2 separate regions of the Mus musculus genome follow, and region 2 is linked to region 1. The links are chromatin loops, found by intact Hi-C in ENCODE. Cell type or tissue: heart. All regions are shown on one strand. Links, peaks and the distances in the headings refer to the core of each region. The heading gives the core; the rest is flanking DNA. Region 1 holds the start of Arpp19 (cAMP-regulated phosphoprotein 19). Region 2 holds the start of Fam214a (family with sequence similarity 214, member A).

Evidence for each region. Peaks named below come from ENCODE experiments on the same cell type or tissue, not always from the same donor. Only the 100,000 strongest peaks of a DNase experiment are listed, where the experiment ranks them.
Region 2: a loop joins it to region 1, with 3 times the contacts of the local background. A loop is called at or near these places in 7 of 42 quality-filtered maps.

What each region holds. Positions count from the first base shown.
Region 1 is chr9:75,034,037-75,042,372 of GRCm38, forward strand. Arpp19 (cAMP-regulated phosphoprotein 19) reads left to right here and starts at 3,696. Exons shown (of 3, transcript NM_021548.4): 1 at 3,696-3,925. The coding sequence starts at 3,881. Gm51714 (a long non-coding RNA gene) reads right to left here. Exons shown (of 2, transcript XR_003948357.1): 1 at 4,531-8,336; 2 at 3,208-4,431. In heart, for the core only: a CTCF peak has its summit at 3,600; a DNase peak (open chromatin) is centred at 3,615; H3K4me3 peaks cover 2,419 bases; H3K27ac peaks cover 1,553 bases.
Region 2 is chr9:74,949,174-74,957,509 of GRCm38, forward strand. It overlaps Fam214a (family with sequence similarity 214, member A), which reads left to right and starts at 3,880. Exons shown (of 13, transcript NM_001113283.1): 1 at 3,880-4,105; 2 at 4,541-4,657. The coding sequence starts at 4,642. In heart, for the core only: CTCF peaks have their summits at 2,565 (motif pointing left), 3,182 and 4,357; DNase peaks (open chromatin) are centred at 3,748 and 4,248; H3K4me3 peaks cover 2,011 bases; H3K27ac peaks cover 1,564 bases.

The DNA.
Region 1 (8,336 bases), core at 153-8,152:
AGATGCTTTGCGTTGTGTTTCATGCTTTCTATAAGTTGTAGGTAGCTGCAGTCCAGATGGAGAAAAATACCAGCAACAGAAACAGAACCGTATTTCCTTGAACCCATTGCTGTTTCTTGGTCGACTGACTTGAAATTTTGGTTACACCAGGAATCAGTCATAGGAGGAAGGGTCATTTCACTTGAGGCCAGACTTGAGCTATACTCCCAACTATGAGTCCATCTTGTGGAGCTGCATAGTTAAGTCCCTCCCTGGCTTTAAACAGAAAGGGGAGTGGGGAGGAATGACCACTATCTAGGGATCAGAGGAGAGCATTTTGGGCAATGGAGCACTGCAGCTCAGTGCGTGCAGTCTTAAAGATTAAAGTACACGAGTTATGGTGGTGCTGAATAGTGTTCTAACAGCCTCTGGGAACTGAGGTCTGTCTAAAGCTGCTTTGTTCAGTTCCAGCTTCCTACAGAATATACCACTGGGAGTGAAAATGGCCTGCCTCCAAACGCCGGCCCTTCTCGCTCCCAGTTCTGGTATCTTGGGCACAGGGCAAAATCTCCATGTCCATATTTCCTGGCTTCTATTTCCTCTTTTCTTAGGTTGGAACACTGCTGTAGGGTAACACAGGGACAGAGAATGTTTCTTTGTTTAGAGGTGGGACTCAGGAAACCCAAGCTAGCTCAAACTTGCTCTGTTGCTCAGGATGGCCTTGACTTCTTGATCCTCCTGCTCTGCTTCTCTCGTGTTGTGATTACAGATGTGCACCACCACACTTAACACCTTCTTTTCTCCTCATGTGGGTGAGCATTGCACTGGGACCAGAGGCAGGCTTTATGGCTCTTGTTGGCAGTGTTACTGGAGGAAGAATGGCTTATCAGATAGTTCCACAAAACAGGACTTTGCCCCTGAGGAATTTTCCATTTGCTCAGCCTGTCTCCCCAAAATTCAGATTTGCCCTGACAGGAATGTTGTTATCTATTTTAGGAGTAAATATATATTGATTTTCTGTCTTTGTTTCCCTTTCTTCTCTGTCTGCCTGCTCTCTCTCTCTCTCTCTCTCTCTCTCTCTCTCTGCAGCTAAAACTTGCAGAGAATTTTTATTGGTTTTTTTTGTTTGTTTCTTTTGGTTTTTCAAAACAGGGTTTCTCTGTGTAGCCCTGGCTGTCCTGGAACTCACTTTGTAGACCAGGCTGACCTCGAACTCAGAAATCCACCTGCCTCTGCCTCCCAAGTGCTGGGATTATAGGCGTGCACCACCACTGCCCGGCGAATTTTTATTGTTAATACATTTATTTGTACAGCAGACAATAGAGTTACAGAATTGCTGTATCATTAGGGTTCAATGATGCTTAGAAGTCAATTTTTGGAACAGTGGTTATCAGTTTATCATTTTTATATAGATATTTTTATTCATTTTAGGAACAGATTTCTTTTTTAAAAAGATTTATTTATTTGATGTGAGTACATTGTTGCTGTCTACAGACACACCAGAAGAGGGCATCGGATCCCATTACAGATGGTGGTGAGTTATCATGTGGTTGCTGAGAATTGAACTCAAGGACCTTTGGAAGAGCAGTCAATGTTCTTAGCTGCTGAGCCATCTCTCCAGCCCAGGAACAGATTTCTTTACACATACATTTCTCCTGTGTCCCTTGTTACATTTTAACCCCAAATTTACTCATATTCATATAATGTATAGTATTTTATTAATAAAAATATTAGTTAGCTGTGTCCACTAGCCTGACTAGTACAGTCTCCTTCTCTATACAGGTCTACTCAAGTGAAAAACACTGAGAGGCTAAAGCAGGAGGTTTGCTGTGACTGAGGCCAGAGTGAGACCCTGTCTGGAACAAAAGAGCCAGGAACAGTGACACATGCAGGCAGGCAGATTTCTGTGAGTTCTAGAACAGCTAGAAAAAAAAATACTTTGATTCCCTCTCTCCCCACCCCCATACAGCAGAGTTGTAGGGAAGCACAGAAGGTTAATTTGTCAGTATAGAATGGTAACAAATATGCTGCTGCTGTTGTTGTTGAGTTTTGGTTTTGGCGACTCGCCTTCATGTAGTTTAGGCTGGGCTTGAATTCATACCTAGCTGAAACTGGCCTTGAACTGAAGTTCCTCTCTCCCTCTCTCCACTTGGAAAGTTCCGGGATTACAGGTTGCAAAGTCCTGGAACTACAGTTGATTTGGGGACAAACTGAGCCATTCTCAAGGGATATCTTTGTCCAAGAGTTAGCCTCTTAAACCCTTTTATCTTAAATTGTTACTTGGCTGGTTAACCCTTTCCTTCCTTCTCCAACAAGAACTCTTAATCGTTTTGTTTTTCAAACTGAAGTATCAGTCAAGACTTCCTGTCTGAAATTCTGCACATGCTGGGGTTTTGGGTTTGCTTGGCCTTTGTAATTGTTATTGTTGTTGTCTTGTTTTAGTTTACTTTTGACACGGGGCCTCACATAGCCCAGGCTAGCCTCAAACTCAAGCTGAGGATAACTTTGAACTTCTTGATCCTTCTGCCTCTACCTCCCCAGTCCTAGGACTTCAAGCATTGCACCACTATACTTGTTTAATCTGCTGCTTGGAGTCAAACGCAGGGACAGTCATTCCAGGCAACCCATCCATCTGCTACTGAGCCAACTTCCAAGCTCTCTCTCTCTCTCTCTCTCTCTCTCTCTGTGTGTGTGTGTGTGAGAGAGAGAGAGAGAGAGAGAGAGAGAGAGAGAGAGAGAGAGAGAGAGAGAGATTGAATGCAGGGACTTGCCCGTGCTAAGCAAACTCTCTACCACTGTGCCAGGGCCTCACTAAATCCCCCAGGGTGGCCTTTGATTTACTCTATAACCTAAGCATACATAAACTTGCCACACTTCCGCTTCAGCCTCCCAGACAGCTGGGATTACAGTCCTATGCCAGAGGGCTCAGCTTTGATTTTGATGTCTTCCACATTCCATATCCAATGACTCTGAGGTTTTGATTGTTCTCCTGTCTTCCAGAACTGCTTGCATTGCCTTCTGATTCTTACTAGTTAACTATATAAGTCTGCCTTAGCCCCAGATTTCTAAGGGACATTTCCTTGGAACCAAATGTGCCAGCAGCTATAAGATGCTTAGTAGAATGACGAATAAATATGAAGCTACGGACTTGACAGTTAAGAAAATCATTGCTTTGAAAATCAATGTTTTGAGCTGACTGCCGTGGGAGAGCAAGGAATGGAAGCTGAATTGATTTATCAGTGATTTATTGCATGGGAAATATCAAGGTCTGGGAGTAAAATATTGACTTCTTCCCTGCTGTGGCTAACATGAAGAGGAATGGTGACATTACTAAAGTAATCACAATTCCTGTGTAATGGTGCTGTGCTTGTTGTAGAACTCTCCGGAGCAGTGGTAGCTTGAAGAGGTTGATCTAAGAAGAAAAGGTGGCGCTGAGGCAAGGTTAGAGAACAGAGGAAGTAAAGATGGATGGGGTTAAACTGAAGCAGAGGTACTGCCAAGCAAGCAGAGGACTAAATAGGAGGTCAGGGTTGTCTGGAAAGGCGGGGGAAGTGGAGGGGAGGGGGAACACAGCGCCACAGACCAACTACAATTCCCAGGAAGCACTGTGCGCCCATGGACGGAAGTGAGGTGAGGCGCGAGCCGCAACCTTTGAGGGAAAGAGGAAGTGCTCGGGCGTCGCAGGGCCGGAGGCGCGGGGATAGGTAGGTAAGGGCGCGGCGCGGGAGCCTGGCGGGCCTGGGCTGCGGGAGCTACGGCGGGCGGGAGCCCGGGGCCCGTGTCGTCACAAGGCGGCGGTAGCCGCCGGCCCGGCGGGCAGCGGGGCAGGCAGAAGGTGGCGGGCGGTCTTGCCTCCCGGTAATCTGTCTTCTCCCGGCGTCTCTTCTGCAGAAGGAGCACCATGTCCGCGGAAGTCCCCGAGGCAGCGTCTGCGGAGGAGCAAAAGGTGAGTGTGCCGGAGGACCCGGGGAACCCTCGAGACCCGCGGGATCCGCGGGACCTGGTGTGGCGGGAACCTTGGCTGGCGGGCCCGCGGGAGCGAGGGCGGCCTGGAGCCCTCCGCCGACGGCTCCTCCCGCAACCGGGGAGGGCCCTGGCGAGTGGAAAGGAACCGATCCGCTCCCGAGCCTCGGTGTAGCACCCAAGTGTACCAGGCAGCTAGGACTCCGGCCCATGTTAGGGACCCAGGTTCTGTAGTGGGCTTTGATTTGCTCAGGACGTTGTCCCTCCGGAAGCGCTCGGGCCACTTGTGAGCTTGCAGGGAACTCTTTAAGGTGGTGTCTCCATTCAGGCAGCGATGCAGGGCTCGGTTATTAGGGTTGTGAGTTGTGTGGCCTCGTGATCTCTTTCCTGAACCCTTTGGGCTTCAGTCTTCTTATCGGTAAAGTCCCGGTAATAGTACCTACGTCCCGCGACGGCTGTGAGGCCCAAACGAAAAACCCAGCACAACTTCTGCTCAAAAAAAAAAAAAAAAAAAAAAGCTAGCTGATGGGCTTTGCATGTGGCACTTGACTAAAAATCGAGAATTGGAGCTTTAGGAAATTTCACTACCTTAGATATTTCTCGAATCATGGGGATATATTTGTCAGCTCATTTGTATGTCTCTGTTGAAGGGAAATGTGCTAGCAGCACACCTACGAGTTTGAGGCCTGTATGCTTATGTAGTGCCTGCCCATTCCGTCGTAATTATTATGATGCTTTGACTTCCAGGGTACATGGAGTCAGTTAGCTAACAAAGGAGAAAAGTCATGAGTTCCCAACAATTTTTCTTTAAAAACAAACAAAAAATCCCAAATTGGGCCTTTAATCCCAGTACTCAGGCAGAAGCTAGAGGAATTTTGTGAGTCCCAGGCCAGCTGGAAGTACATAATGAAATCCTGTCTCAAAATTTATTAATTGATTGATAATTAATACCAAACTGCTTTACTGTATATGGAATTTGGTCTAATGTTTAAACGTAATCCTTATACTAATGTTGCACTGTAGATTAGTGGGTTTTGCTCATTCCATATATTCTAATCATGTCAACTTACCCTTTATTATTTCTTCCATTGTCATAGTTCTCTTCTGATAGTAATTGTAAGTTAACTGGCGAAAAGAAGGAAAACAAGGATAATAAAAACAGTAGGCAGTTATAATGTTGTGTCATATTATACTTTGCAAAACGAAGGATTTATCCTTTCTTCCCTCCCTTCCTCTCTCCCTCCTTCCTCCCTTCCTTCCTTCCTTCCTTCCTTCCTTTCCTTCCTTCCTTCCTTCTGTAGTAGGACCTCTGGGACACTGAGCTCTATTCCTGGGGTTCCCGCTCCCCCCATTTTTGTGAAACAGCATGAGAGGGAGAATTATGTGTGTGCAAGCAAACACTTTCTGACTGACTATGCCCAGCCCCTCTTTTGTCTTTTTGAGACTGGGGCTGGTGTAGCTCGGTTACCTAGAGAGGATAGCCCTGAAACTATTGATCTATAACCATGCTGGCCCTCACCTTCCTGATTTCAGCTTTGAAATGATTTCACTAAGTTGCCCAGGCAACTTGAACTCACTTTGTAGTCCAGCCAGGCTTTGAATTTGGGATCCTCTAGGCGCAGACACCAGGTGACTCAGGTTACAAGCCTGTGCCTGTGCCACGAGGCCCAGCTGAGCAATAGATTTTTTTGAAGCCCCCCCCCCCCCAGCCCAATGCATATAGTTTAAAGGTTACAGGTTTTTTTAGCAATAATCTTAAATATTACCTGTTCATATTGCAAAGTTTTTGGTATGTTTATAACTGCTTTGGATTTAGGAACTCAAAGGCCATGTCTGTCTGTCTTTTCCTAAGTACGCTGAAATGAAGCTCAGTTTGAATTTGCTACCTAGTAGTGTGGTGGATAATTTTCTTTCTAAAAAATTTGTTGTGTGTTGGGGGTATCTGTATAGAGATCAGAAAACAGCCTGTGGGGGGTCTGTTTTCTCCTTCCACCATGAGAGTTCCGGATTGAACTTGGATTGTAAGAATTGGTGGCTAGAGTCTGTACCCACTGAGTCATCTTGCTGGCCCCTGTTTAATTATTTTTTTAGGAAGAGGCTCACTCTGTAGTCCTGGCTGGCCTTTAACTTGAAGTGCTCTGGCTTTAAGCCCCCAAGTTCAAGGATTACAGTGGCGCTGCCACTACACCCAACTAAAATAATTTTGGGTAATGCTTGTTAATATGTTGCTAAGGTTTGAAATACTGATTTCTAGAGTATAAGTACTTTTGATTAAAATAGCCTAATATAGGGCTATAGAGATGGTCCAGTGGTTAAAAGTACTGCCTGCTCTTCAGAGGACCCAGGTTCAGTACCCAGCACCCACATGGCAGCAGCTCACAACTGTAACTCCAGGATCCAGCACCCTCACCCAGACATGATGCAGGCAAAACCAAGAGTGTACATAAAATAATTTTTCAAAATATCCTAATACAATACCTAATATCAGGGATAACTTTTAATCTTTTCTCTCTATGCTTTGTTTCTCTCCTCGAGCATTTTTAGGACTTGTTGTCTAGCTACTGTCATTAATACCAGCAAGAGGGTGTGGGAAATGTAATGTCCCTTTTTGAAATGAAGATTGGCTGTACATTGTAAATGCCTGTGGCATGGACACTATCCTTAAACAGGAGGAAAATGTGCAAAGTCACTTCTGTGTTCCCGTGAGCCAGATCACCTGTTTCTTCTGTTTGGAAGAGCAGTTACATGACCTGAAAAGTTGATTATTGTCTCTGTACCCAGTTGACCTTCAATTAAAGCTTAAGTATTCAGCTAAAAATACTTTTAAGGTTTTATAGTGGGTTAGTTTGTTGTTTCTAAAAGTTTAAGATACTTGGACCCTGCATGAAATAAGACAAGGTTAATGATTCTCCCCTTCTGAATGGTGTACGCTCACATTAAGAGAAGAAATTCACAGACTGGTGGAAATAAAATTAAAAAGCAAAGGTTAAAAAGAGAAGGAAATCAGACAGCCCCCTATTTTTAATTAGGATAATAGGTAAATATGTGTGAGCATAAAAGTACACAGATATCTCTCTTTAGTTTGTACCAGTCTTAAACAGAAACTAAACAAAGTCAGTCTATAAACTGTTCATTGTAGCTGGTATTGTACTGAAACTAAATATCTAATATATTGAGAAATGCTAGCAGGTTAAAAGTTAACTATCCCATAGGACAGGTGATGACAAGTTCTCCTTTAATATAAGCTATGAGGTCATTTAACTATTTAGAACCGAAGTTAACTTAACATTTTAAAATTACCTCTAGCTAGCTATAGTAGTTTACCTAATAATCCCAGCAGTCAGGAGGCAGAAGCTCTATGAGTTCAGGACCAACCTGAGCTACTTAACTCAGTATAATACAGTGAGCCCCCAAACCTTAACTTTGACCCACTTTAAAAATATGAACAAAACTAAATTTGTGATGTATATATGTGTGCTGCAGCTTAGGTTGTTTGGTTTTTGTTTGTTTTCTAAGATGCCATTAGCAAGTTTTCTAGAGATTATTTTAATTAAACTAAGTGACATGTCTGAGGAAAGACTAGCTGAAGTAGAGCTCTCAACTGAAATAATTGTGTTAAAAGAACACTGGGCCAGGCTGGAGTGATGGCTCAGTTAAAGAACACTGGCTGCTCTTTCAGAGCAACTGGTTTGATTCCCAGCACCCACTTGGTGGCTTATAGCCATCTGTAACTGCAGGTTCAGAGGATCCAGTGTCCTCTTCTGACCTCTATGGGCACATAAGTAGTATACAGACATTCGTATAGACAAAACATACAAACTTAAAAATAATAATTTTTTTTTTAAAGATATGGGCAGGATGTGGTGGCACACACCTTGAATCTCAGTGTTCTGGAGGCAGAGGCAGGTGGATCTCTGAGTTTGAGGCCACCCTGGTCTACATTGTGATTTTTGAAGCAGCAAGGGCTATATATAGAGACCCTGTCTCAAAAATATGTATACATTTTTGGTTGTGAGCAAAGCCTTTAAGGGCTGAGTAACCACAAGGTGGCTCACAACCAACTGTAATTGGATCCGATGCCCTCTTCAGGTATATCTGAAGACAGCTACAGTGTACTCATATAAATAAAATAAACAAAATCTTAATTTATATATATGCCATGTATGTATAATATATATAATATAATTTTAAAAGTTAAAAGAAGCCAAGCTTGGTGAATTGTGAAGAGGAAGGGAACTGGAAAATATGTTTCAGTGTAAAACCTCTAGTTCCATTCTGGATACAAGTTCTCTCAAAGGCTGCCTAGAAGTGGATGGTGCTGGGTGACCTTGGACAGTCCTGTCTGAGAGTAACTTTGTCTGACCCAATTGTCTGTCACAGGATGAAGTCCAAGC
Region 2 (8,336 bases), core at 309-8,308, 85 kb before region 1:
AAGACAGCAAATGCAACATGTATTCGTGGATGGCAACCATGGAATGATACCCATGCTTGACCTCTGACCTCACAGACAGGCTCATACATGCCACAACACAGAAACCTCCCATGGTTCAGTAAACCTGCAGAATAATTAAAAGTTGCCATGGCTTTAAATTTAGAGGCTTTTGTGTGCCTAGGTACTACAGTCACTTCTGCAGGCAAGAGCTAGAACCATTTCTTACTTCCTTATACCTGTGGTCACAGAGAGTGGACAGTGTCACAAAAGGACAGACCAGCCAACCAGTGTAAGGAAAGGCATAGGACTGTTTATAGAAGCTGGGATCTTGGCTATGGCTCTACGATTCTTTACTTTTAGAAGGAAATAGACTTGGTGAATTTAATGAATGACCAGAAACCATTTAGAAAAGACAGCTTACATTTTAAAGAAGAAACCCACAGAGTTTGGTCTGTCTGCTGTTAGTTACCCTAGAAGACTATATTTAGCCACACATTCTAATTAACATTTCATGTGTATTTCCATATACTTTATGATGAAAAAATGCTACCAAATGTCCTATTTAAAAGCATATATTTCTGGCACAGTGGCACACAACCTGTAATAACAGGACTCAGACACAGAGAAAAAGGACTTTAGGTTCTATGTCAGCCTGAGTTACATAGCCAGACTCAGCCTCTAAGCAAACCAACAAAGTGTATTTGCATTTGACGAGTCTTAAATATTCCTTCATGAATGTCCTTTAGCTATAAATAACAGAATTACTTTTTTAAAAATTGTTTTTATTTAATGCATGTGGGATTTTTGCTTGCATGTATGGCTATATATCACATGTGTGCCTGGTGCCCTAGAAGGCCCTGGGACTGGTATCGCAGACAGCTTCCATATGGGTGCTGGGAATTGAACCTAGATCTGGAAGAGCAGTCAGTGCTCTAACCATGTCTACAGTCCATAGAATTACTTAAAAAATAATGTATGTGTATGAGTGCTCTGCTGCATGTACACCTGCATGCCAGAAGAGAGCATCAGGTCCCTTTATAGGTGGTCATGTGATTGCTGGGGATTGACTCCTGTCCTCTGGAAGAGCACCCAGTGCTCTTAACTACTAAGCTATCTCTCCAGCCCTAGAATTACTTTTGCTATCTAGAGTTTCATAACATTTTCAACTGGTTAACCATAACGTTTGCAGAATTAAAGACCTTCATGTTTTAGTGACCACTCTCTGGACTCCTGGCCTCTTCTTCATCCATGGCTAAGTTCTTGCCTGTGTCTTCTTTGTCTTCATATCCCTTTCTTCCAGCAATGGGATCTCAATACAGATAACCGTTCTACCATGGAACTCATCTCCAGCCCTTTCATAATACGTTCTGTTTTGGTTTTTAAGATAGAATCTCAGCTGGGTGAAGTGGCACACGCCTTTAATCCCAGTACTCTGGAGGCAGAGGCAGGCAGAGTTCTGTCAGAGGTCAGCTTTGCCAGGTCTACAAAGGAGGTTCCAGGACAGTCAGAACTACACAGTGAGATCCTCTCTTGAAAAACAAAGCACAAAACCAAACCAAACCAAAAAACCTAGAATCTCACTCTGTGGCCTTGGTTGACCTGGAATTCATTGTGTGGTTCAGGGTGGTTAAGGCTAGGAACAAACTTACAACAATCCTCCTGTCTCAACCCCAGAATGCTAGGATTACAAGTATTCTCTGAATGTGTTCTATTTCTGCATGTAATTATATTTATTATTGTGAAGGGTGTGTGTGTGTGTGTGTGTGTGTGTGTGTAGGCCAGAGAACAACTTGGGGGAGTCAGTCTTTTCTTCCACCATGTAGGCCTAGAGCTGGGTTGGTTGAACTCAGACCTCTAGGTTTGGCAGCAAGCACATTTTACCACCTAAGCCATTTTGTCAGCCCATTTTTTCTGTTCTTTATATGTCTAACAAAATAAGCCTGGGATAGGGGGTGATGGGTCACACCTCTTGTTGTGTCTTCATCTATATTCCACAACATTCTACATATTCTACAATAGCTGTTGTCTGACTCCAGATGTTGTGCTAAATTAAGTATTGCGGACTATCTATGACTGTTCTGTATATCTTCCATTACCAAGGTTAACCAGGAAGTGATCTCAAAACAAATCAAACTTTTGCCCCGTTTTTAAACCACATAAGACCTTATTAAATAGTACCCATGGGAAGTCTACCAGGAGTTAATGTTTGTAGCCATCACTATATCAACAAAGTCTTCCCATTGTCCAAAGGCCTACTTCCCACTGCCAGAACATCCCAGTGACTATAGTATTCGTTTGCTCAAACTAGCTTTGGAGCTAAAGTTAATAACTTCAGTTGTATACTTTATTTTATTGTACATGTCTAATCATCTAGAAAATATCACCTTTTCACAACCTAAATTTCATATATTTGATCTGAAGCAAACAAGTGATGATAATGATAATGACAATGACCATGGCTGGAGAGATGGCTCTGCAGTGAAAAGAGTTTGTAGAGGACCTGTATTCTGTCCCCAGCTTACAACTCTAGTGCCAGGAGATCCGACGCCCTCTTCTGGCTTTTAGATGAACTGCATGCATGTAGTACACAGATAAACACACAACTACCCATACATATAAGTACCGTTATTTTATTTTTAGGGTCTTGTGCATGCTAGGCAAGCACTTTACCACTGATCAGTAGTCCAAGCCTCACACATACATGAAAAATAAAATCTTTACATTATCATCATCATCATCAACAACAATAAATAAAATTGCCAATCTTGTGCTTTACAAAAACTGTGGGTTAAAAAAATAACCCTCTAAAAATGTAGAAACGGAAAACTATAGAGAGAGTCGACCACAGATGATCTTAGTCCTTCCTGTTGTGATTCTCATATGCAAAAAGAAAAAAAAAAGGTTCTTAAAAAAGCATGTTTTTTTCCCAATGAAACTAGACCCTTGCAATTTTGTACTTCTTCATTTGGGTTTGCCTATAAACTGAGTGGCTAATAGCTGCAACCCTTGTTGCTTTTTTTAGCTACAGCAATTCTTGACATCTGTTTGTGTTTAAATGATGACACAACATCAGAACACGCCGTGTCATCGTGTCACATTGTTATAGCACAACAAGAAAATTACAGCTCCCCAACAATAACATGGTGTCAGAAGTGTCCGCTTGGCGGTGAGTCAGTGCTCTAGAAGTTACAAGCTATTTTTAGCTCATCCAGTGCTTCTGAAGCTTGGGTTCTTAAGTCCTAGAGATGCAGAAAATCTAGGGGTGCAGTGGGAACAGGCCTTCCTTGGTTTCCAAGTACCCTTCTCTGGAAGGTATGGCTCCCCACCTTCCTGTCCTGGCCACATCAAACACGGATTCCATTGGGAAATTGCATGCATTTAAGGCTGGATTCCCAGTTCTTTTGCGCCAGGCCAGCATCCCTGTGGAGGAGTAGAAACTATAATTATCTTCCCGTCTGGGGTAAGCCCTAGGTTGACATCTCCCAGGTGACCCCAATGCACCCGGAGCGCAGTTCCTTGGCTGCTTAGGCGCGCGGTGCAGGCAGTCCCTGCGGGTCCCTGGGTCCTCTGAGACCCTTATCCGGGAAGACCGGTCCCCAATCTCCAACTCCAGGACGCGCGGCGGCGTTGCCATAACAACCGGCGCGCGCAGCCTCAGCGGAGGAAGTGACGAGAGTGGGTTGGCTGTTGTTGGGACACGTGACCAGGGTAGTGTTTTGACAGGGCAAACAGTGAGAGAAAGAGTAAAGAGCGAGCGAGCGAGGCGGGCAGGCAGCGGGGACGGTGGATGCGCGGGCGCAGCGTCTCGGCGTCTCGGCGTCTCGGCGGCCGCGGGGTAGATGCGCGCTGCGCTCGGGGAGGCGTGGCTCGGAGCACGGAGTGTGATGTGAGCGGCCGGGCGGCCGCAGAGAGCAGTGCCGGGAGGAGGAGCGAGGGGTCCCGGAGGGCGGCGAGCGGGCGGGCCATGGGAGCCGTTCCCGGGTGGGTTGAGCCACGCGTGGGTCGGCGCGGCTGAGGACATGCCCAGACTCTGCTGCTGACCGGCTCCGGCTGGAACCCGGCTACTGAAGCCTCGGAGGGGCTAGCCAGAGGGGATCCCCCGCAGGTGAGGCCCGGGGGGCTGCGGGGGCTGCTGCGCCCGAGCCCCTGCGGGGGTGCCTCGGTGCCCAGAGGCTACTGGACCGAGGGCTGCCTTAGCTCCTGTGGCCCGACTCTTCCTCCTCTGTGCCTGTACCTCCAGGGCATAAATAGATCCTGCTGGTGCTTCCGAGACGCTGTGTCAGAGGAGGACACCTTGGCCTGGAGAGCCCAGGGGCGGGGAACAGGGGTGCTAGGCCCGAGGACGCCGGGGGAGGCGGTGCGCAGACTTGAGCTGCTTTTTTTCGCCTTTCCTTCAGACCTGCCCAGGGTTCTGTCACCGCAGGTCTGCACCAGGAAGAGGCCCAACTTAGTAGTTTTCTTGCAAGATCCGGGGGAATTAAGACCCGTCTTTCTTTTTCTTTCTTATTTTTTTTTTTTTATGTTTATTTTGCTCTCTTAGCGTTTGGAAAACGAAGCAGAAGCCGTTGAGTCAGCCGTGTGCCGGTTGGAAGAACCCACACCTGTGTTTTACAGCACTTTGGGTGGAAATTGGATGCCAAAATGAAGCCAGACCGAGGTAAATGATTTATTTAAGTAGAGCTTGAGTTGTGTTTTGTTTCTCTGTCTCCTTCGGTGTTAACCTAATTTTCCGCAGGATCAACCATTCCTGTGTCAGACGTGACGAACTGTCTCTCTGAAGATACCAGACGCTGAGGGGAAAAAAAAGATGGACTTATGGAGTAGGTGGTTAAAGTCAGATGGGAAGGACCTGTTCTTAGAGAGTGTTTAGCAGGATGAAGGGGTCAAAGGAAGTGTTTGTTAGTGGCCACAGGCTTAGTATCCTTTTTAGTTGCAGTTCTTCAATTTTTTTAGGTGAAGTCAATCCAACTTCAGAAAAGTTTGTCAACTTTTGAAACTTGAGTTTGAACTTGATAAAAAGTAATATTTGTAGCCATTTGCATTTCATTCGCTGTTTGTTTGGGGTTTTTTTGGTGTGTTTTGTTTGTTTGTTGTTTGTTTTATAGATAGGGTTTTGTCAAGTTGTCTAGGCTGGCACAGGTCTTACCATGTAACCCAGGTAGGCCCAGAAGTCCCTAAGGATCCTTTTGCCTTCACCTGAAAAGCAGCATTACAGGCAATGTACCACTGTGGCCCCTCATTAGTTTTATGCTCTAAGGGAATTCCAATTGTTTTCAGAGTTCCCCAGCTTGAGTCTGTTATAGACAACTAGGGCCCAACTTTTCATTCTAAATCTGTATTTTCTACAGGTTTCAGATCTAAACCCTGAGGCTCTTTGTAGCCTTGGCTGTCCTGGAGTTCTGTTTGTAGTCAAGACTGACCTTGAACACACAGATCTGTCTGCCTCTGACTCCCAAGTGCAGTGATCAAAGCCTCGGGCTGTTAAGCCCGGTTCTAAGCCCATATTTTCAAGACTTAGAGAAGAATGTACATATCTTATTCCTCTCCCAACCCTGGCATGTGTTTTGATTGAAAAACAAAGGTTGTCACAAGCCCAGGAGATGGCTCAGTGGGTAAAGGTGCCACCAAGCCTGATCTGAGTTCGAACCCTAGAACCTACAAGATCCGAGAGAATCGACTGCTGAAAGTTGACCTCTGACCTCAGCCCATGCACATTTGCACACAGTGTACACAGAGACCCAATAACTAAATATTTTTAAAATAAATAAGAAATATCTTGAAAAGAATAAAAGGGTGTCACTACTACCCCAGTCTAGCCTACAGCTAGGATCCCCCCGCCTCAGTCTCCTAGGTGCAGAGATTACAGGCATACAGCACCACGCCAGCCTCATTTTGCTTTTCAAGGACATCAAAAGAACGTGTTCATCAACTTCTGATTAAGAATAAGGACAGCTCTGAGGGCTGTTTGATATGGTAGTGGTTTAGGAGTGAGGACTTCTTTGATGTGAGTTTGATTCCAAGGAATTGTACAGCAGGTATTGGCGCGTTTGGAAGGAAGGACTAGACAACAGCACTCATCCAAATCTGGGGTTTCAGGATTGGAAATAGTGATTTATCCACCGAGGTGGATTTACAAGAACCTATGCAAATATATATATATGAAAATTGTTATTTTCATATATATGCATATTATACATATATATTTCAAAGTGATTAGAAATACAACTTGTCTAGAACAATACAGCTTTTGGTCATAATAGCTATTAAAATATACTAGGGAGGAGTAGGAGACAGCTATATTTAATTTCAGACTTCAAATTAGTCTTGAATGCTTTACTGTTAAGTAAAATAGGTTTGTGGTTAATGCCTGCTGAAGTGTCATCGAGTGCATCGCTCCTGAGAGGACTGCTGTGGACCATGCTAAGTTTAGATTTTTAGATTACATCAGTGACTGGAAAAACTAGCTCCGAGGTCAGAAGCTGCATCTCAGAATAAACAAGCAAATGAAATCAAAGTCACTGTTTGTCTTGGATTATTGTTAAAAAGTCGCTTTAAAGCCGCAGTAGTGGAAAAACTAGCATTTACAGCAGAGACTCTAGACAAGTTGTTTTATCTCAGGTGGGACTGTAACTAAGCAATACAAGGTTTAGTCATAGATGGATCCAAGTTAGTAAGGAAAATAACCCACTTGTCAAGATTCCCAGGGGAGTGAGTTTCTTAACCCCCTTTATCGTTCTCAGGGAGAAGTGGAGTGATCCCAAGGCCAGGGTTGAGCTTTTATCCCATAAAAGCATTAACTGTCTGGTTCATGGATATTTTGGGGGGAGGGGAAACAAGATTCAGAATAATTACAAATTCTTACTTAAACTACTACAGAAACACTAAAGTAAGTTTTTCACAGATTTTTTTTTTCCATTACTATGTACAGCATGCTCTAGTATGGCTTTCTTTAGCCCAGGCTTGCTTTGTAGCTGAGGCATTGAACTCCTGATTCTCTTGCCTCCATTGGGCAAGTGCTGCCTTTTATTCTAGTAAAAAGAAAGAGAGGCTGGGGAACTGGCTCTGCAGTTCAGAGCGCTCACTTGCTGCTCTCCCAGAGGAACTGAGGTCAGGTTCCAGCACCCATGTCGGGTGGCTCACAAGTACCTGTCACTCCAACTCCAGGGGATCTGAGGCCCTCTTCTGGCCATCACACACACACACACACAGATACACATGCACTCACACAGACGCACATATGAGCACACATGCTTTTTTTTTTTAATATTTACTTTTTTTTTAATTTTCCTCGTTTACATTTAAAATGCTATCCCAAAGGTCCCCCATACCCACCCCCCCAATCCCCTACCCACCTACTCCCCCTTTTTGGCCCTGGCGTTCCCCTGTACTGGGGCATATAAAGTTTGCAAGTCCAATGGGCCTCTCTTTGCAGTGATGGCCGACTAGGCCATCTTTTGATACATATGCAGCTAAAGACAAGAGCTCCCGGGTACTGGTTAGTTCATATTGTTGTTCCACCTATAGGGTTGCAGTTCCCTTTAGCTCCTTGGGTACTTTCTCTAGCTCCTCCATAAGGGGCCGTGTGACCCATCCAATAGCTGACTGTGATCATCCACTTCTGTGTTTGCTAGGCCCCGGCATAGTCTCATAAGAGAGAGCTATATCTGGGTCCTTTCAGCGAAATCTTGCTAATGTATGCAATGGTGTCAGCATTTGGAAGCTGATTATGGGATGGATCCCTGCATATGGCAATCACTAGATGGTCCATCCTTTCGTCACAGCTCCAAATTTTGTCTCTGTAACTCCTTCTATGGGTGTTTTGTTCCCATTTTTAAGAAAGGGTAAAGTGTCCACACTTTGGTCTTTGTTCTTCTTGAATTTCATGCGTTTGGCAAGTTGTATCTTATATCTTGGGTATCCTAAGTTTCTGGGCTAATATCCACTTATCAGTGAGTACATATTGTGTGAGTTCCTTTGTGATTGGGTTACTTCACTCAGGATGATACCCTCCAGGTCCATCCATTTGCCTAGGAATTTCATTTTTTTAATAGCTGAGTAGTATTCCATTGTGTAAATGTACCACATTTTCTGTATCCATTCCTCTGTTGAGGGGCATCTGGGTTCTTTCCAGCTTCTGGCTATTATAAACAAGGCTGCTATGAACATAGTGGAGCATGGCACACATGCTTTTTAAGGGGAAAAGCGTGTGTACAATCCATATAATCTAACCTCAGTTGATGACAGAGGGGGGACTGCTGAAAATTGCAGCTCTGTACTACATCAGAATCTAGAGAAACTAGGTAAGTTTGTGATACTTCCTTCTTGTCTCTAACTTC